2 separate regions of the Homo sapiens genome follow, and region 2 is linked to region 1. Evidence: chromatin loops called from intact Hi-C (ENCODE). Cell type or tissue: transverse colon. All regions are shown on one strand. Links, peaks and the distances in the headings refer to the core of each region. The heading gives the core; the rest is flanking DNA. Region 1 has its middle 46 kb from the start of CDK20. Region 2 holds the start of LOC122394732.

Evidence for each region. A loop is a pair of places that touch in the nucleus more often than their neighbours do. Peaks named below come from ENCODE experiments on the same cell type or tissue, not always from the same donor. Only the 100,000 strongest peaks of a DNase experiment are listed, where the experiment ranks them.
Region 2: a loop joins it to region 1, with 14 times the contacts of the local background. A loop is called at or near these places in 2 of 110 quality-filtered maps.

The regions. Positions count from the first base shown.
Region 1 is chr9:88,014,875-88,025,915 of GRCh38, reverse strand. It overlaps the pseudogene RPS10P3. Among named protein-coding and RNA genes, the nearest start is that of CDK20, 46 kb to the right of the region's middle. RefSeq lists an enhancer at 1-117. In transverse colon, for the core only: no CTCF peak of the experiment used is centred there; a DNase peak (open chromatin) is centred at 7,927.
Region 2 is chr9:87,952,404-87,963,444 of GRCh38, reverse strand. It overlaps LOC122394732, which reads right to left and starts at 7,231. Exons shown (of 1, transcript NM_001395917.1): 1 at 6,562-7,231. The coding sequence starts at 7,178. The coding sequence ends at 6,945. RefSeq lists an enhancer at 10,954-11,041. In transverse colon, for the core only: no CTCF peak of the experiment used is centred there; a DNase peak (open chromatin) is centred at 3,442; H3K27ac peaks cover 2,150 bases.

The DNA of each region.
Region 1 (11,041 bases), core at 1,790-9,789:
CCATGCCGCTTTACAGCGGCGGGTCTTCCCTGTGCATTGACACATTCATCCCAAGTGAAATGGCTTATGGAGAAACAGCTCTTCCCTGGGTGCTAACTTCTATGGGGCAACTAATTAGTGCTATGGCTTAGGATAATAAAGAGATACAAAAAATATTTGAGTTGGGAAATGTGACCATGACATATCAAGGCTAAAGACAATAGCTGCATCCTGGAGGGCCAGGGCCTTTGCCAAGCATCAAAAGGACTGGTCTACTGCAGGAGCTCGACTCCTGCCCTTCAGAACCCAGGGTCTCCACCCCTTCCCAGTTCCCTCCCCAAGCTGCCAGAGTGCCACCTGCTGGGGGCCTCAGAGGAATTGCCCTCTGCCCCCAGGAACTGCCCTCTGCCAAGTTTTGTCCCTTTCCTGGGAGCAGCCTGGATCTGATGGTTGCATGTGCCGCAAAGCCAGGAATTCAGAGGGGCCAATCTCACCCAGAGTCCATTCCAGACAGCCAGCTACGGAGAAGGCATATTTCCTTGGGGTGGCACTGGATTGAAAGTCCTTCAAAAATGCTACATGAGAAGTGCCATGTGGTGTTAAACAAGACTCTAGGATTTCAGGGCAGCAGGTAGTGAGCAAGAGCCCCAGCCTGCCCCCTCCTCCTACTGCCCTTGCTTTCATGGAGAACATTTGCGTTCTTCTTTGGAAGTAAAGAAAGTAATGCATAATAACTTTCTTTGACAAGTATGTCTTTCTGCCGTGAGCTAACAGGCACTGGACTGAGACGCAGGAAAGCCTGCAGTGAATCCTAACAGTTCACTTCCCTCTTACAATGTGAATTCATTCAAATTAGACCTTCGAGTGAAAGCCTCTTAATTAGATGATTTCCTAAGTCCCCATTGATGTCTCCTTTCCCATACAAAGGCATCTACAAATGACTGCATGTTTAGTCCTGAAGTAGTGGCTTTGAGAAACAGGCTTCAGAGGGAAGTGAAATATAACCAGGTTAGCAGGCCATGCATCAGCTATTGACTGAATGAGTGCCAGGAAGTCACCTGAGGAGATATCATCAAACTACTGCTCCTCTTGCAGCCTATCATGCAGATAATAGTAGAAAAAAGTTGCAGGATCTGGAGTCATTTTCAAATAGTTATCAATGATCACCATCATGTGATCCACAAGCAGGTCCCTTCATCGTCCCTAGAACATATCTTATCTTTTATTATCACTTGTGGATTTTGCATGAATTTGCATGAAGTCTCTCCCATTACCCCTCAAACCTAGTAAAAAGTTTCCAAAGCCCTTTCTAAGCACTGCAAGTCAAAACAACTTTGACTTGGCCAGGAGCGGTGGATGACGCCTGTAATCCCAGCACTTTGGGAGGCCGAGGCGGGAGGATCACCTGTGGTCAGGAGTTCGAAACCAGCCTGGCCAACATGGTGAAACCCTGTCTCTACTAAAAATACAAAAATTAGCTGGGCATGGTGGTGTTTGCCCATAATCCCAGCTACTTGGGAGGCTGAGGCAGGAGAATAGCTTGAACCCAGGAGGCGGAGGTTTTTAGAGAGCTGAGATCATGCCATTGCACTCCAGCCTGGGCAACAAGAGCAAAATTCCATCTCAAAAAAAAAAAAGACAAACTCTGGCAACCTGTATTATATGGTACCTGTGTTATCTATGGGCTTTGAAACTCATCGGCTATTATGTATGGTCCTGTCTTTCCATGTTCTTTGCCTACATCTCTACTGAGCATCTTTCTATGGTTCAGGGATATTACATATTTCCTCCTCTGCAGTTATAAAGGTGTATTTCGTGGAAGAGCTATGCAGTAAATCCTAATTAATGCACTTAAAGAATTTTTTAGGCCAGGTGCAGTGGCTCACATCTGTAATCCAAGCACACTGGGAGGCCGAGGCAGGCAAATCACCTGAGGTCAGGAGTTCGAGACCAGCCTGGCCATCATGGTGAAATTGTCTCTACTAGAAATACAAAAATTAGCCGGGCATGGTGGCTGTGCCTGTAATCCCAGCTACTTGGGAGGCTGAGGCAGGAGAATCACTTGAACCCAGGAGGCAGAGGTTGCAGTGAGCTGAGATCGCGCCATTGCACTCCAGCTCAGGCAACACTCCGTCTCAAAAAAAGGAAAAAGAAAGAGAGAGAGAATTTTTAATCAAACAATCTGGCTTATTATTTTTGAATATATTACTTAAGTCTTCCTTCAGGACCCAGACAAAATTCCCATAGGATGCCCATACATACACCCCATCCCTGTCCCCCCACCACCACCAACAGCCAGCTTCTCCCCTTCCGGGCACACACAATGCACAGGTCATATTCTGCCCATAGTCCTTTGGCTTCATTTTCTCACATGCATATCAAGACCAGAACCAACCGCTTGTTAAAGGATTTCAAGGTGTTTAGCATATGCATGAGGAAGAAACACCCAGGGCCTGGAAGGTGACTAGATTACCCATTTTCTTCTTACCTGTTTATTGAGTAATGGGCGGTGACTGCTTTCAGCCTGTAAGTAGGAAGTAGACTGATGCAAGATGACTCTTGAAAAAAAAATAACTTTAAAAATGTATTTAAATTGCCCCTAGATCGCTTTACTTAATGTGTGTATTAGCCCATTTTGCATTGCTAATGGAATTCTTCAGACTGGACAATTTCTAAAGAAAAGAGATTTCTGGGCTCACAGTTCTGCAGGCCGTGTAAGCATGGTACCCGCATCTGCTCAGCCTCTGGGGAGGCCTCAGGACATTTTCACTCATGGCGGAAGATGAGCAGGGAGCAAGTGTGTCACATGACAAGAGAGGAAGCAAAAGAGATGCCAGGCTTTTTTAAACAGCCAGCTCTTGCATGAATTAATAGAGCAAGAATTGACCCATTACCACAGGGAGGTCACCAAGCCCTTCCAGAGGGATCCGCTCCCGTGACACCTCCCACCACGCCCCACCTCCAACTTTGAGGATTATATTTTAATGTGAGATTTGGAGGGGTCAATGTCCAAACCATGTCACTCTGACTGTAAGTTGAGCTCAGAACCAAGTATATTCTTTCTTTTATTCGCTTTCCACTGCTTCCATTTTGTTACAAAACAGCCCTTAGAGAATATCAAATTGGCGGGGCACGGTGGCTCATGCCTGTAATCTCAACACTTTGGGAGGCCGAGGTGGGTGGATTACCTGAGGCCAGGAGTTCAAGACTAGCCTGGCCAACATGGTGAAACCCCGTCTCTACTAAAAATACAAAAAATGAGCCGGGCGTGGTGACACGCGCCTATAGTCCCAGCTACTCGGGAGGCTGAGGCAGGAGAATCGCTTGAACCTGGGAGGCGGAGGTTGCAGTGAGCCCAGATCGTGCCACTGCACTCCAGCCTGGCGACAGAGCAAGACTCCGTCTCAAAAAAAAAAAAAGTATATATATATATGTGTGTGTATATATATATATATATATATATACACACACACACATATATATGCGCTATCAGTCTTTAGGTACAAAAGTGAGACTTCCAAATTTAAAGGCAGATCTTTAAAAAAATCAGATCTGGGAGAGAACTAGAGAAAACAATTGGGGTAACTCCCAACTGTACAAACATACATCTATTGTTTCTCTTGCTGGTCTTACAAAGGTGGGTCAGGTAAAACCAGAGGTGTTGATGTGGCAGGACTGACCACCGAGTTATTTGTGGTGAAGGAAATTGAAGCAATAAGAGGAAAGGAAAACTACTGATTTTTCCCTAAAACTAGACTCTTTTAAAAATGGAAACTCATTTCTTTGAAGAAGCGGCAGGATTTTTTATTCTGCTCTAGCTCTGTGGGGTGCCTGGTTGAAGAGCCGCGCACATTGACTTGAGGGTTCGGTCTTGAAGGAGCGGTAAAGGGCCGCTCATTGTGGAGGAGACGGGGCAACCGTCAGGAAACTTGGCTGCAGGTGAACAGTGCCCCTGAGAACCGTGAGAAGTTCCCCCAGATGCCCGGCTAAAAGACAATGAGCTGGATTCAGAATAAACAAGTTAGTTCACACAAAACTGTAAGTTCCTTGCCCGAAGGATTAATTGTCAAAGAGAAATGAGAGGCTCTCTCTTCCCAGAAAGCTTTAAAATGGAGACCCAAGAATATGGCGGCAACCGTGGCAGCAGCTTGGTTTTTGGATCTTATAACATCTTTTAAAGAGAGAGAGAGAGAAGGCCAGGCGCAGTGGCTCACGCCTGTAATCCCAGCACTTTGGCAGGCCGAGGTGGGCGGATCACAAGGTCAGGTGATTGAGACCATCCTGGCCAACATGGTGAAACCCCGTCTCTACTAAAAATACAAAAATTAGCTGGGCGTAGTGGCGGGCACCTGCAGTCCCAGCTACTCGGGAGGCTGAGGCAGGAGAATCTCTTGAACCCGGGAGGCAGTGGTTGCAGTGAGCCGAGATTGCGCCACTGCACTCCAGCCTGGCCACACAGCTAGACTCCGCCTCATTAAAAAAAAAAAAAAAAAAAAAAAAAAGTGGGAGCTGAAAATTGGGTACTCATGGACAGTAAGATGGCAACAATAGAAACTGGGCACTGCGACTCTATGGCCGGGTGCAGTGGCTCATGCCTGTAAACCCAGCACTTTGGGAGGACGAGGCAGGAGGATTGCCTGAGTTCAGGAGTTCGAGACCAGCCTGGGCAACATGGCGAAACCCCATCTCTACTAAAATACAAAAAATTAGCAAGGAATGGCGGTGTGCCCCTGTGGTCCCAGCTACTTGGGAGGCTGAGGCAGGAGAATTGCTTGAACCCAGAGGCGGAGGTTGCAGTGAGCCAAGATCGTGCCACTGCACTCCAGCCTGGGCGACAGAGTGAGACAAAAAGAAAGAAAGAAAGAGAGAAAGAGAGAAGGAGAGAGAGAAGAAGGAAGGAAGGAAAAGAGGAAGAAGAAGGAAGGACGGAAGGAAGGCACGCACTACTAGAGAGGGGAGAGAGGGGGTGGGGGTTGAAAAATTCACTATTGGGTACTGTGCTCAGTACCTGGGTGATAGGATCAATCGTACCCCAAACCTCAGCATCACACAATATACCCAGGTAACAAACCTGCACAGGTACTCCCTGAATCTAAAATAAAAGATTCTTTAAAATAAAAAATAAAATGTCAAGTATGATTTGACAGTGTATCTACTACAAACTTCACAATGGAAATATGACAAACTTAGATATCCTAGAAAATCCTGGGGGATCCATTCTTCTTTACTTTGCTGGTCAGAATGAGAGCTAATGGGGTCAAGTGGTTTCAGGGGCCAAGGGAAAATTTCCCCTTTGCCCTCTGAAGATTTGCTAAAAAATCAACTCACAAAAGGCAGATTAATTGGAGAGAAGGCACAGAAGTTTATTGGTGTGCACAGGGGAGAACCACAGAGTGATTGCCCAGTATCTCAATGGGGTGCAAATGCTTTTACACCTTACTGCTTAAGAGAAAGGGAGATGGAAAAGTGTGGATGATTTTAGGGGAATAGTAAATGACTTTCAGTGGATATTTAAAACATACAATGGTAGCCAGGCACGGTGGCATGCTCCTGTAATCCCTGCTACTCAGGATGCTGAGGCAGGAGAATCACTTGAAGCTGGGAGGTAGAGGTTGCAGTGAGCTGAGATCACACCACTGCATGCCAGCCTGGGCGACAGAGTGAGACTCCATCTTAAAAAAAAAAAAGAAAAGAAAGAAAGAAAACAGATATTCCCATTACTATTGGTGCATCACAGACCATCCCCAAATTTAGTGCTGCAGCTTTGCCACCATCATTTACTATACACACAAATCCTATGGCTCAAGAATTTAAACTGAGCAGACCAGGGATGGCTTGTCTCTGTTCCACAGTGTCTAGGGCCTCAGCTAGGACAACTCAATGGCTGGGGCTGGATCATCGGGAGTCATCTTCATTCACATATTAAGAATCAATAAGGCCGGGCGTGGTGGCTCATCACTGTAATCCCAGCCCTTTGGGAGGCCGAGGTGGGCAGATCACCTGAGGTCAGGAGTTCGAGACCAGCCTGACCAACATGACGAAACCCTGTTTCTACTAAAAATACAAAAATTAGCCGGGCATGGTGGTGGGCTCCTGTAATCCCAGCTACTCGGGAGGCTGAGGCAGGGAGAATTGCTTGAACCTGGGAGGCAGAGGTTGCAGTGAACCGAGGTTTCGCCGTTGCTCTCCAGCCTGGGTGACAAAGGGAGACTCTGTCTCAAAAAAAAATAGAATTGATAGTTGGGCAAGGTGGTTCATGCCTATAATCCCAGCACTTTGGGAGGCCAAGGCAGGAGGATCGCTTAAGCCCAGGAGTTTGACACCAGCCTGAGCAACATGGCAAGACCTCATCTCTATTTATTTAAAAAAGAAAAAAAAAAAAAAAGAGGCCAGGCACGGTGGCTCACACCTGTAATCCCAGCACTTTGGGAGGCCAAGGTAGGTGGATCACCTGAGGTCAGGAGTTCGAGACCAGCCTGGCCAACATGGTGAAACCCCATCTCTACTAAAAATACAAAAATTAGCCGGGCATGGTGGTGGGCGCCTGTAATCCCAGCTACTCGGGAGCCTGAGGTGGTAGGAGAATTGCTTGAACCAGGAGGCGGAGGTTGCAGTGAGCTGAGACCGCACCACTGCACTCCATCCCGGGCAACAGAGCAAGACTCTGTCTCAAAAATAAATAAATAAATAATAATAAAATAAAATAAATTTAATTTAATTAAAAAAAATGATAATCCCTGTTGACCAGGGCATCACTGGACTTTTGGCTGAAACAACTACACATAGCCCCACTATGTGGTATCTCTGCATGGACTAGTTTGGGCTTCTTCATGACATAGCTTCCCAAGAAAACCAGGTGGAAATGACCTTCTTTTATGACCTCATTTTAGAAGTTGCAGAGAATCAACTTCATCCTAGTCAAAAACCCATGCAAATCTAAGAGGAGAAAACAGAGACTCTACTTTTCAAGTGTCAAAATTATTGCAAGAAGAGGGTATAGAGTTAGAGATATTGTGGTAGCCAACATTGGAAAAATCTAATACTCCCTTAACAGGAAACGAGAAAACAGCAATCAACTTTGAAAGCTGGAAAAATAAAGAAAACTAATGATTAATTTTGCAAACCTAAGAAAGATGATTTTTTAAATTTATTTATTTATTTATTTATTTTTTAGACAGAGTCTCAGTCTGTTGCCCAGGCTTGGAGTGCAATGGCACAATCTCAGCTCACTGCAACCTCCACCTCCCAGGTTCAAGCAACTCTCTTGCCTCAGCCTCCCAAGTAGCTGGAATTACAGGTGTGTGCCACCACACCTGGCTAATTTTCGTATTTTTAGTAGAGACGGGGGTTTTGCCATGTTGGCCAGACTGGTCTCGAACTCCTGACATTAGGTAATCTGCACACCTTGGCCTCCCAAAGTGCTGGAATTACAGGTGTGAGACACCACACCTAGCCTAAGAAAGATAATTCTAGGCCAGAAGCGAGTTCAGCTGAGAATCAAGATGTTTAAGAAGCAGTTGGATCCCTCGATCCCATTCCCCACCCCACAGGGCTGGGTAACATTCAGCAGAACGCTGGAGGTCTATTTTCTTGAGAGGACCTTTGGGCTGAGAGTTGACCACAACAGTTGAGCTTAAGGGCACATTCCTCAAAAAGGGACGCAATTACATTGATGCAAACTGATTGCTGACAGCCCCAGCCCTCTTGGCTCACAGAATGCTAAAACCACATAAGAACCCTTCAAACAGGAAATTGGAAGACTACTTTCTGGAGAATCTGAACAGTACATGAGGAAAAAGCAAGTAATATTGATACACGTATTGGGTTCCCTAATAGCATACACACAGACCTCACGGTGAATTGCAAGGTAAACAAGCCACACCTACTTACAAGACTTCCAATAAGTTGTTCAGTTCCATATTTCTAACTGCAAGCCAGGCTGGGTGCAATGGTTCACGCCTGTAATCTCAGCACTTTGAGAGGCCGAGGCAGGCAGATTGCTTGAGCCTAGGTGTTGGAGCCCAGCCTGGGCAACATAGCCAGACCCTGTCTCTACAAAAAAACTCATAACACTAGCCAGGAGTGGTGGCAAATGCCTGTACTCCCAGCTACTTGGGAGGCTGAGGGAGGAGGATCACTTAAGCCCAAGAAACCATGGAGGCTACAATAAGCTTTGGTTGCACCATTGCACTCCAGACTGACCAACAGAGTGAGACCCTATCCCCCAAAAAAGAAAAAACCCTGAGCAGACAACCAAGATTTACCAGACAAAGCCTCTAAAATGGAAGATATGGGCCAAAACAAGCAGAGACAGAAGCAAGTTGGAGGAACAAAACTATGGAAATGTATTATCATGTTCACATATTTAGAATTTCTTTGATGATATTACACATCTATCTATGCCTATTTAGAGTATGCATATGAATATATAACTATGAAAAACAAAGAGGTTGCTGTTAAAAAGAGCATTCAGAACAGAGGAAAAACAAAAGGTGAGTAATTAAAAACTTAGTAGAATAGTTGGAAGAGCAAGTTGGGGAAATCTCTCAGAAGGTGGAGCAAAAGTACAGAGATGAAAATGAAAATGTTAAAATCAGAGATTAAGTTCATGGATTCCAATGTTATGACAGGATTTCCAGAAGAGAGAATGGGAGGAGGAGGAGTGTTGGGAAAGAGGGAAGGAAATTAAATGTTGGACTGGCAAGATTCTTTCGTTTTTGTTCAACTGATAGCAACAACTATTCTTATTAGTGGTATTGGCCAAACTCTCCTAAAGTCATTCTTTTATTTATTTATTTATTTTTTTGAGATGGAGTCTCGCTCCGTCACCCAGGCTGGAGTGCAGTGGTGCAATCTCGGCTCACTGCAACCTCTGCCTCCCGGGTTCAAGGGATGCTTCTGCCTCAGCCTCCTGAGTAGCTGGGATTACAGGCGCATGCCAGCATGCCCAGCTAATTTTTGTATTTTTAGTAGAGATGGGGATTTCACCATGTTGGTCAGGCTGGTCTCGAACTCCTGACCTCGTGATCTGCCCGCCTCGGCCTCCCAAAGTGCTGGGATTACAGGTTTGTTTGTTTGTTTGTTTGTTTTAAGGATTTTTGGCTGTAAGTTTATTCAATGCAAAAGAATCCTCTCCAATTTTACTGAGGTGGCTGACCACGTCCATGACCAAATCCGCCTCTAAACTGGAATTCGGTTGCTGACCCAGCCCCAGCCTCAGCTTTCTTGCCGGCACCAGGTGGCACAGCACTCATCTGTGGGTATCTCTGTCAGCTTCCCCTCTTGCGAGTCTCGTAGGTCGCTCAATCTCCAGACCTTTAGGCCGAGGCCTGCCAGTCTCTGGACGGCTACGGCATAGGGTGGCAGGCACAATCTCTGGGGGCAGATGAAGGTAATCACGGAGATACTGGATACCCTCATTGGTAAGATACCAGTAGAAATGTCTCCAGGCAAACTGTTCCTTCACATAGCCTCGGGACTTGAGAAACTGCATGGCCTTCATGACATGAAGGTTGGGCACATTCTTGTCTGCCAGCTCCGGGTGCTTAGGCATGTGGACATCCTTCTTGGCCACCATGACTCCCTCCTTAAAAAGGAGTTCATAAATGGCAATCCGGTTCTTCTTAGGCATCAACATCTCTGCAGCTGCAAGGGCCGGGCTGGGGCTGGGAAAGGGGATTACAGGTTTGAGCCACCACACCCGGCCCCAAATTCATTCTCAAGTAAAATCGGGGGTAGGGGCTGGGTCATCCAATGCTGTGCAATGAACTCTGCTCTGTTGAGACTCACTACAGAGGTTGGGCATGGTGGCTCACATCTGTAATCTCAGCACTTTGGGAGGCTGAGGCAGGCGGATCACAAAGTTAGGAGTTCGAGACCAACCTGACCAACGTGGTGAAACCCTGTCTCTACTAAAAATACAAAAATTAGCCAGGCGTGGTGGAGCTCGCCTGTAATCCCAGCTACTCAGGAGGCTGAGGCAGGAGAATCGCTTGAACCCGGGAGGCAGAGAATGCAGTAAGCCAAAATTGCACCACTGTACTCCAGCCTGGATGACAGAGTGAGACTTCGTCTAAAAAAAGAAGAATTAGATTGGCATGGTAGGTGCCTGTGGTCCCAGCTATTCAGGAAGTTGAAGTGGGAGGATCACTTGAGCCCAGAAAGTCAAAGCTGCAGTGAGCTGTGATTGCACCACTGCTCTCCAGCCCAGGAAACAGTGAAACCCCGTCTCTAAATACATGAATAAATAAATAAGTTTTTAAAAATAAAAATAAAAATGATTTGCTTTAAAAAAAAATCTACCTGGTATCATTTGGTTTCTAGATCCAGTTGAAGAGACCACTGAGAGCTAAAAGTGGGGCTGGAGGTGATCTCTGGCTCCCCTAACATTCTTGATCAAAAATCACACAGTGCCTTAACCACTCTGTGATGCAGTCAGCTACAGGTTTTTCCCTGCAGGCTTGACCCAAAGCTGGGCCTCAGCATTGATAAAGATACCTAGGTTGTTTGCCAAAAACACAGAAAGAAACTGGCCCTGACCCTCAGCTAAATTCCTTCAACCCTGACATCTATAAACCCTGGTCCCCCTACTGCAGACATACCTAGGGAGAAGATGCTTGTCTCTCGCTGTCCCTCGAGTGGGTTGCTGCAGCCTCTGTATGTAGGTTCCCTAATAAATGCTCTGGATTCATCACCCTGGTGTTACTGGTGTTAGTGCTTTTTTTTTTTTTTTTTTTTTTTTTTTTTTTTTAAGACTTAGTTTCACTCTTGTCCCCAGGCTGGAGTGCAATGGCACGATCTCAGCTCACTGCAACCTCCGCCTCCCAGGTTCAAACTATTCTCCTGTCTCAGCCTCCCAAGTAGCTGGGACTACAGGCGTGCGCCACCATGCCCGGCTAATTTTTCTATTTTTAGTAGAGATGGGGTTTCACCATGTTGGCCAGGCTGGTCTCGAACTCCTGACCTTGTGATCCACCCGCCTCGGCCTCCCAAAGTGCTGGGATTACAGGCATGAGCCACTGCGCCTGGCTAGTGCTTCTTTCTTTGGAATCCCAACCAACCC
Region 2 (11,041 bases), core at 1,683-9,682, 62 kb after region 1:
TCAAGGTGGGGACCAGAGTCCCCAGTCTTGGTTCACCATTCAAAGCTTCCCTCCTGGGGACAAGGGATGCTCCCCTGGCCTCATGCCCACCCCTCCCCACCCCCCACATATTGGTTAAAAGACGATAAATTGTTTATCATTATGACTCATCTGTTCTTGGGGCACCCAGAGTTGTCTGCAAGAAGCATCAGACACCCTGGAACAGGTGAGAGAAGAGGGTGGCACAGCCCATGCTGCCTGACCTGCCTCCCCCTTGCAAAGGCTATAGTAGGGCCTAGGGCCATACAGAGCCAAGGCTCCCATATACTTCATGTAAGACCATCAGGAGGCCTCAGGAAATCTGAAGCGGGGAGGTCAAAATTCTCTGATTGCCCACTCAAATGTCCTAATCCCACATCTCAGGGTCTTGCTCTTTCCCTATCTGGGCCTGACTTTTTAAAATTGCCATCGACCATGAGGCTGCTTCCCTTCCGCAAGCCAAACAAACCACCTACAACCATGCTCCTGCCAAGATGTACAAGAGAGGTTATACTAGAACCTAAGGAACAAGGGGGTCCCAAATTGGATGATCTCTGGGAAACCCGTGGGGCAGTTACAGTTCTTACTAGGGTCAGATTATGGTATCTCCTTCAAGCCATCCCCGCCTTCTGTGCCTGCCCCTGATCTCCACCAGTGGCAGGTACCCACCCTACACAGGGATTTGGTGATTGTGGAATCAGGTTCCCCTGAAAGACAATCACCCTATTCCATTAACTGTGGTTTGGGTTCCAAAAAATAAACACCACAGCCTGGCTCTGTTGGATGTGGATGCTCAAATCTCCCTAACCCAGGAAGCACTCATGCTTTAAAGGGACACTTCAAGGAGGTGACAGGCTTGGAAGGAAGATTAATAAGCCACTTAACTATTAAAGTTAGTCCCTAGGGCCGGGCATGGTGTCTCATGCCTGTAATCCCAACACTTTGGGAGGCCGAGGTGGGTGAATCACCTGAGGTCAGGAGTTTGAGACCAGCCTGGCCAACGTGGCAAAACCTTGTCTCTACTAAAAATACAAAAATTAGCTAGGTGTGGTGGCGTGTGCCTGTAATCCCAGCTACTCAGATGAGGCAGGAGAATTGCTTGAACCTGGGAGGCAGAGGTTGCAGTGAGCTGAGATTGTGCCACTGCATTCCAGCCTAGGCAACAGAGCAAGACTCCGTCTCTAAATAAATAAATAAATAAAGTTAGTTCCATTTTGCTAAGAAATACTTCTCTCTTGTTCCCACTACTGAATGGACCTCCTCAGTCAGCAGCAACAAGCCTAAGACTTTTACACTATTGGTGGGTGGGTTCCCTGTGGGAATCGGTCAGCCTTCCTCTATCCAGTTGAGGTGGTAGATACACCACTGTGCTGCCTAAGACAAGACACTGAAGGGTGCCAGCCTGTCGGGACTGACTTGGGTAAGAAGGGATGCTGATTCCTACCATCTCACCTTTCAGTTCCTTTAAGCCTGTGCTTAAAGCTGTTACTGATGACTGGACTTATTATAGATGATACAAAGCTAAACAATGCTGTTCTCTTCATTACAGCATCTCTACCAAATATTGTCACCTTAATGGATGACATTCAAAACAACATGGGTAAATGGTTTAGAGTTACTGCACAGACTTGGCTAACAGGTTTTATTCACTAAAATTTTTTCATGACAGCCAACCACAATTTGACTTAACCTTTGAGAGTCAACAGCACAGCTTTACCTGACTGCCTGCACTGTGGTGAAAGGCCTTTACTTACATCTGGACTTTGCTAAGAGGACCCCGATGCTTGCCCCACACTTCCCCCAAGAAACTTAGCTTTGGCATCATATCAGTGACATCCTCCTCACTGGTCCTGACCAAAACTTTGTTTCACAGGTCATCACAGCTGTGAGCAAGCACCCCACTGAGGGGATGGACAGTTGCCCCACATAAGGTGCAAGACCCCTCCTGACCTGTTAAAGTGTTGGGCTACACCTAGAACTCAGAGAGGTAAACTATTCCCAATTTGGCAAAAGAGAATCTCCTAGCTCTCCAACCTCCCACATCAATAAAGGGATTCAATCAACACTGGGATTCTGGCACCAATACATCCCTTCCTCCCATATTTCTTCGTATCCAGTCACCCACAAATTTTCTGCTTTTTAGTTATCAAAATTGAAGCCCTTACTAGGGCAGAGCCCATTTACCCTATGAACCAAGATTCCTATTATGCCCTGGGTAATGGAAAAAGCTTACTGTAAAACTGGATCAGCAACAGAAACCTTCTTACTACAATGGAAATGGTATTTACAGAATCAACTCACATTTAGTCCTACTGGAGTGTAACATTCCATGAGAAAATAGCCACATACCCTGCCACTGAGGTCAACTTGCCAAAATCCTGAAAATGCCTCTGCCTCTTGCTTAGTGGGGACTGGAGGGAGGATGGTCAGCAATCTCAAAACAAGAGAACCAATGGCCTCTCATTACTGATGAGGGAGCACAGGGCATAAGGAATTCAGACCAAGGAGAGCTACAGCCTTTAACCCCATTCAGACACTCATTCCATATGTGCATTACTCCTAGCAATAGATACGCCATTTTCCCAAGGTTTCTATCTTCATGAACTCTTGGTTAATGGCTAATGAGCTAACTACTTGGTTGGGACTTTGGCAATATCAGAGCTGGAAAATACAAGGCCAAGATATTCAGGGTAAAAAGATGTAGGGAAAATAATCATTATGAGACAGTATAGGAAAGAGACTTGGTCTTTGTAGACCGAGGCTCATGGGGCTCACATGTCCAGGCATATTCCCTCCCCTACCTTCTTGCCTCCCTTAACAAGCTGACCTAAGTCACATAGCAGAAGGGAAGCCTCTCCTAACTTAGCTGATCAGGCTGAATTCTTAACCACAAATAGAAGAAACTGTTTATTGCCTTAAGTGATGTCTCCCAAGGTTGCTAAAAGCCGGACTCTAGCATTCCTGATAAGAACCTGACCATATTCCAAGTTTACTAAAACAAAACTCTGGCATTCCCTATGAGAATTGGACCAGATCCAGTTGGCTGAAGACAAGATGGACTTCAGCACTGACCTTTCACTGAGTTTTCCTCATAATCTCACTGTAATACGAAAATCTCTGCCCAAATTGGGGCTTATCTACCATTTTCTAATTATGCAATGTATGTTAGGGCATGACACCCCACTGTACAGGCACAAAGAAAACTGCCTAAACAGGCTTCTGACAGAGCAGGAACATCACCATCTTGGACAAGCACCACCATTTTAAAATTCCCCTTGATCAGAAACCACCTAAATCCAAAGGGCATCAGCTAAGGTCAGCATGACCATAAATCACAAATGACATCTCCAACCAGAAACATTCCAACCCCTAAGATAAACCCCTCCCCAACCAGACACATGCCAGCCCCGAGATAACCTCCCCTCCAGCTGGAGACATTCCAAACCCCGCAATAAACTTCTCCTCCACACAGAAACATTCCAAGCCTGTGATAAGCTATCTTGCCCTAAAACACTTAAATACTCTTAGTCTGTAAGAGAGAGTGCTCCTGACTGAAATCGGCCAGAAACCCCTCTCAGGTTCATTCTCCAAAATAAACCTGTCTTTGACTGTTGAGCCACTTTTTGTGTTTCTTTCCTCTTTCTTTAACTCTCACAGCTTCTATGTCATTCCTTTCTCTGCCTCAGCTTCCTTAAAATGACAAGAGCTGAGCCCTTTTTGGCTGTAGCACTGGGGTCCTTTTCCTGGGCACTGCTCCCTTGCTTTGATTGAGCTCAAGCCCATTAAAACTTGCCTGAGAAAAATTACTGTTTGGCCTGGTATTAATTTGTATTTACTCGAGAGCCAAGATGCTGCACTAACACTTACAGTGGCTCCCATTCTGCCTACCTTGATGCACCGTACCTTGGCTCATACCAGACAAGACATGGAAGAGGCATGACACAACACCAAAGCTGATGAACTAACCATAGCATACCAGCAGATAAGCCTCTTGAAGGAGGCAGAGTCCTAGAGCTTTGGGATGAGCTACCCTATCCCATGCAAGGGCATGTAAGAGGAGAGGTCAGGGCATTTGGGCATCATGGGGTTACAAAAATGAATTATTATTTTTTATTTTTCTTTGAGATGGAGTCTTGCAGTGTCACCTAGGCTGAAGTGCAGTGGTGCAATATCGGCTCACTGCAACCTCTGCCTCCTGGGTTGAAGCAATTCTTGTGCCTCAGCCTGCCAAGTAGCTGGGACTACAGGCACGTGCCACCACACCTGGCTAATTTTAGTATTTTTAGTAGAGACGAGGGTTTCACCATGTTGCCCAGGCTGGTCTAGAACTCCTGACCTCAAGTGATCCACCCGCCTCTGCCTCCCAAAGTGCTGGGATTACAGGCGTGAGTCACCATGCCCGGTCAAAAAGGAATTATTAACAGAGGAGTCAACCCAGCAGAGACACATTTATGCAAGGTTATTAGGGACTGTACCATGCTAGAAATTTAGATACTGGGTTCACTGCCTGGGAGGAGAAATTCACAGGAAGGCCATTATCAGAACTGGCAAATCAACTTCAAAGGGCCTCCCCCTACAGTGACAGGAGCCAATGAATATGCTAAGGGATATCTACACAGGCCATCCATTTGCTTACCCATGTGAGGCAGGAACCTCTACTAATGTCACAATGGGTTACCAAAACAGCTTTTACAGCCTTTGGGTGTGCCACAAGTTACACAGTCAGATCAAGGCTCTTCTTGTACCACAAAGCAAATGCAACGATGGGTATTACAAAGTAACATTACAAAGTAACAGCAGTGGGTATCATAGAAAGATATAATGAGCTTTTAAAACGGGGGCTACTGAAACGATGTAGATGACAATGGTGACCTGAGTCATCAAAATGCTGCCTCTAGCCAGGGATGGTGGCTCACGCCTGTAATACTGGCGCTTTGGGAGGCAAGGTGGGTGGATTGCTTGAGCTCATGAGTTCAAGACCTGCCTGGGCAACATGATGAAACCTCGTCTCTAGTAAACATACAAAAATTAGGCATGGTGGCATGAGGTCTAGTTACTCAGGAGGCTTAGGTGGGAGGATGGCTTGAGCCCAGGAGGCAGAGGTTGCACTGAGCTGAGATTGCACCACTGTACTCCAGCCTGGGTGACAGAGCGTGACCCTGTCTCAAAAAACAAAAACAAAAAAAGCCAAGATGGTGTCCCAAGTCCTAATTACATTATATGAACTCTGCACCCCCTAGGGCATAACTACACAATATTTAAATTCACAACCAATGAGGGACTATCAACAAGAAAGGCTGCGACCTCTGCCCGTGACCACACTGGCCACAACGTAATTACAGTTTTCAGGTACACAGAAGCACTGATATGGCTGCACATGGCCAAGAAACCACTCGACACTTTTACCTTCCCCTTCTCCCTCATAGAAAACCCACAGCCTAACCACATCCCCCTTGATCCTGCCGCCCACATACATATAATACATATGTGTGTGTATACACATGTATATATGTATCTATTCATGGTGTGTATGTGTGTGTGTGTGTAAAGGAGAGGCTGGGCCGGGCACAGTGGCTCACGCCTGTAATCCCAGCATTTTGGGAGGCCGAGGTGGGCAGATCATGAGGTCAGGAGATCGAGACCACCCTGGCTAATGCAGTGAAACCCTGTCTCTACTAAAAATACAAAAAAATTAGGCAGGCATGGTGGCACGTGCCTGTAATCTCAGCTACTCGGGATGCTGAGGCAGGAGAATCACTTGAACCCAGGAGGCAGAGGTGCAGTGAGCTGAGATTGCACCACTGCACTCCGGCCTGGGCGACAGAGCAAGACTCCGTCTCAAAAAAAAAAAAAAAAAAATGAGGCCACTAAGATATTTTGTACTTGAATTACAAGTATATTTAAACATGAGGGTGGTAGATACGTCATGGTTAAGTAGGAATATACAAGCCTCTAGTCGCCTTGGTGTGTGCATTCTGATTGTTAGATTTTTTTTCTCTAGGATGCTGCAAACACATTTCAAAGTATAACCATGGAGTTATAGTATCAAAGAACTTAAGATTGAAAGGGCCTGTGGACATTATCTAGTCTGACTCTCATATTATAGCCTCAGAAAAAAATGAATGCCTACGAATGGAAACGGATTTGCCTAGCAATCCTGGAAAGAGCTGGGAACAGAACTTGACCTCTATTACACAGTAATAAAAATATTAATGGAAACAACAGTCATCACAAGAGCTAGTACCATTTTAGGGGTGGCTGCAATATGCCCTATATATATGTTATCTTATTTAATCCTTAAAAACAATATTTTAATATAGGTATTATCCTCATGTTGAATTTAAAAAATGAGTTTTTAAGTCTAGGAACATACAACTAATACATGGGAAAACCTACATTTAAATTGAGTTTTCTTATAGATACAAAATTCCATGTATTTCCCACTATTATTTTCACCTTAATTTTAATATTTATTATTATTTACTCATGCTATTAAAACTGTAGAAAATAATTGAAAATGATATCAATGAGAAGAGAACAGGATTAAGGCAAATATAATATGTATTTCATGATCAGTATCTGAAAGATCTCTAAAATAGCTCAGCTTTATTCTTGCCTCCAGGAGAATCTGTAAGAAAATAACACGTGCACTGCATATTACCACCTCAAGTTGTAAAGAAATAGAATCAGCTGGGAAAAAAATCAGCGCATTATTCTCTCTTTTGTAGGAGGTTTTGTTTATTATTTTAGAGGCAGTCCATTTGTGTCCTCAATTATCTAGTCCTTTTTTTTCTTTTTTGGCTTGTCCCAGTAGCCACTTCTACTGCTTTCTTGGGTCACAGAGAGATACAGAAGGAGACCCAGGTGTGTTCTGTCTGTATTGGATGTTTCAGATGAACTCGTCCCCTATGGTGGCACAGCATCAGTCACCACAATGGCTTTTGAGGAAAATAGCCAGTTGTCTTGTGAAGCTTTACCAAAAATCTCTTCAGGGCTGCTTTTTCTCTATCAATCTCCCTGATCTGGATGTCTAAAGCCTTCTGGATGCTTTGGATCTGAATCCTGGTTCTCCTTTCCTCTCCAAGGTTGTTCACGAAGGCCCTTCGCAGGTACAGGGAATCTCCTGCTTTGAAGGCGCTCTTATTCGTTACGAAGCCCATGCCACCTGTGTTCACACTTTGGTGGAGGATGTTCAAGACAGGACAGTGAGGCTGCCTGTAAATGTCTCTGGAAAATGATTCTCCTGTGGTTTGGAATATTATAACCACAGCACCATGGGAACAGAATCTTGGAGCTGAGTGGCATCAGAGATCCACTTAGCCCAAAACCCTTACATTTACTAGTGAGAAGATTTTAAGCTTGCAGCTGTTCTTAGTGTAAAAATATAGATGAGTGCATTGATAGACCAGAATGGCCATAAGGATGCTGACTGCCATCCTGGGCTTCTACTTAGGCTGAAAGGTAAGTGCCTTTCGGTCCTCATAAATCAGGACCAGAATGTTTATGGAGAGAAAAAACTAGAAAGTTGATTCAATAAATTTGTTTAGTTTCAGAAGCAATTCTTTATTCCTTTATGTGTATGCATCCTTGAAGTTGTTAAATAATTAAGATTGTGCCATTTGTCTAGGTTTGGGGTTACACTTAAATTAGATAACTTTTTCATGAGGTATTTAGTTTTCATATAAGAAAGAACAGGAAACAGAAAAATACACGTTATCTATTCTTTTGCTCAAAAAGGAAACAAGAAATCTAAACGAAAAACCAGTAAGATTAGAGAGACAGGAAGAGGCAGGGTAGATAGGATGGGGGAATGGGAGTAGAAAAGGAGGAATAGGAAGAGGGATACCTTTTTGAGTGTACCCTTTACCTGTTCTTATATTTAGAAACAAGCTAATTTTTCATGTGCTCAAAAATAATTAAGGAGTGGGAGGGATGCTACCCTAAACTACTTTATGTGTATTCTAAGATTGTGCAAAGAAGTAAATACAATATGGATAATGAGGGCCGGGTTCTCTCTGTTGGAGAAGGAGCTATAAATAAGAAAGGAAGAAGGTTAAACTATACCTGTGGTGCTGAATTGGAATTGCAGATACCAGTATAAATTTATGATTCTACGAATCAGTATGAATCTGTAGTTATGTGAATCCATTATTACATGAACCAGTATGAATGAATGGTTCTATGAATCAGTATGAATTCTTGTGAAGAATGGCCCACTAGACCTTCTGGCCTTCAAAGGTACCTTAGGAGTTGGGATTTTGTGACTCTTCCTCGCATGAATTGAGCCCCATTTATTCCCAGCTTCAGAATTATTTCTGAAAAATTCAGAAGACAGGTTTTATGTCTCCTCTTTGGGTTTTATCTCTGACTTTCACCTAAGTCTTGATTATGTTATTTTATTCCTTTAAAATTCATCATGAGCAGATACATGTCAAATTCTTCCTGCTGTCTTTAATCAGGAGCAGAAAATCGGAGCAATGTGTCCTTCATGTCTAGGAAGGGGCATTTTTCTTCTGACAGGATAATTTTATTAGTTTTCAACTTTCAACTATAGCCTTTGGAAAGCGTCAAAAGACTTAGTATTCATATTCATGTCACTAACTAGAAATGAATGTACTTACTGAGAGCCCAATCAGGCCCACACACTTGGAAGTGACATCTCAAGAGACCTTTCCAGACAGGACACTCTGGCAGAGATGACCAAGCTGGCACGAGGTGTGGAAATGAATGTTTGGACAGAAAAGACTTGGGCAAGAAAACCCCTTCAAATCACTGAAAGGCTGGCCTGTGGAAAAGGAAGTAGACACTGTGCCCTGACCGCAAAACCAGGATCAGCAGATGGAAACAGCACATTACTGCTCAGGGCCAGGAGGAATTTCCCCAACTTCTAGAGGTGTCCACTGATAAAATAAAATCATTGTCACTGGCGATGTTCAAACTGAAACTGAAAGATCATCACAGGGGTGTATACAAAGCAAGAAGCTAGATGGTGTCACCTCCTTTGGAAATATCCTTCACCGACCTGACATAGATGTGAACTATGCCCTGAGGTGGACTCCTCTGAGACACCCTGAGCACTGCCCTGCTTTGGAGGATGTTTGAAGAGTGGCCATGGCCTGGGAGGATCTGGGCTGCTCTCCCACAGGCTGTCAAGTCTAAAGTTTGCTAGTTTTCATGCAGGTGAATGTCAGTACATATATGCAGAAGACATAAACTTGAACATATAGCAATACAAACTGTCCAAAGTAAAAGAAAAACAAAAGACTGAAAATAAAGAACAGATCATAAGTGACCTGTGGGAAAACTTCAAGCAGCCTAAATACAAATACCTGTAGTCCCTGAAGAAGAGGAGAATGGAAGAGAAAAATTATTTGATGCAATAACGGCCATAATTTTAAAAAATTGGATGAAAACTATAAACTCACAGATCCAAATAATTCAATGAAACAGAAGAACAAGAAACAAGAAGAAAATAAAACCAAAGCATATCATAATAAAATTTTTCACTACTAGTGATAAAACAGCCAGAGAAATAATATTACATATAAAGGAGCAATAAGAATAACAGAAGAGGCCAGGCATGGTGGCTCTTGCCTGTAATCCCAGCACTTTGGGAGGCCGAGATGGGCGGATCACGAGGTCAGGAGTTTGAGACCAGCCTGGCCAACATGGTGAAACCCCATCTCTACTAAAAATACAAAAATTAGCCAGGCATGATGGTGTGTGCCTGTAATCCTAGCTACTCAGGAGGCTGAGGCAGGAGAATTACTTGAACTCGGTAGGCGGAGGTTGCAGTGAGGCGAGATTGTGCCACTGCACTCCAGCCTGAGCAACAGAGCGAGACTCCATCTCGAAAAAAAAAAAAAAAGAATAACAGATTTCTCCTAAGAAACAAATTAAACTAGAAAAAAACAAAAGCACCATCTTTATAGTATTAAAATTAAAAACAAAACAAACTGTCAACCTAGAATTATATCCTCAACAAAAACTAATTTTAGAAATGAAAGACAAGGATAATCACTTTTTTTCAGAAAGGGAAAATCTGAATGAATTAATCACCAGCACATGTGCCCTATAAGAAATGTTACAAGAAGTCCTTCAGGCAGAAGGAAAAGGATGCCATATGGATATATGCATCTTCACAAAGGAATAAAGAACACTAGAGGCCGGGTGCGGTGGCTCATCCCTGTAATCCCAGCACTTTGGGAGGCCTAGGCGGGCGGATCAGGAGGTCAGGAGATCGAGACCATCCTGGCTAACGCGGTGAAACCCCGTCTCTACTAAAAATACAAAAAATTAGCTGGGTGCGGTGGCAGGTGCCTGTAGTTCCAGCTACTCGGGAGGCTGAGGCAGGAGAATGGCATGAACCCGGGAGGCGGAGCTTGCAGTGAGCGGAGATAGCGCCACTGCACTCCGACCTGGGCGAAAGAGCGAGACTCCATCTCAAAAAAAAAAAAAAAATACTAGAGCCGGGCACAGTGGCTCATGCCTGTAATCCCAGCACTTTGGGAGGCCGAGGCAGGCAGATCACGAGGTCAAAAGATCAAGACCATCCTGGCCAACATGGTGAAACCCTGTCTCTACTAAAAAAATACAAAAATTAGCTGGGTGTGGTGGCATGCACCTGTAGTCCCAGCTACTCTGGAGGCTGAGGCAGGAGAATCCCTTGAACCCAGGAGGTGGAGGTTGCAGTGAGCCGAGATTGTGCTACTTTACTCCAACCTGGTGACAGAGTGAGACTCCATTTCAAAAAAAAAAAGAACACTAAAAATAGTAAGTATGTGGGTAAATATAAATGATATATGTTTTCTTATTTTACAATTCTCTTTGGAAGACTTTCTAAAGCATAGTAATAATACATCGTGGGGTTTATGATATCTGTAGAAGTAACATATATTGTAATAATAGCAAAAAAGCCAATAGAGTAGAAATGGAACTATACTATTGTAAGGTCCTTATGCTATCACATGAAGTAGTATAATATTACAGAAAGTTAGTGACGAAGAAGTATAAACAAACATAG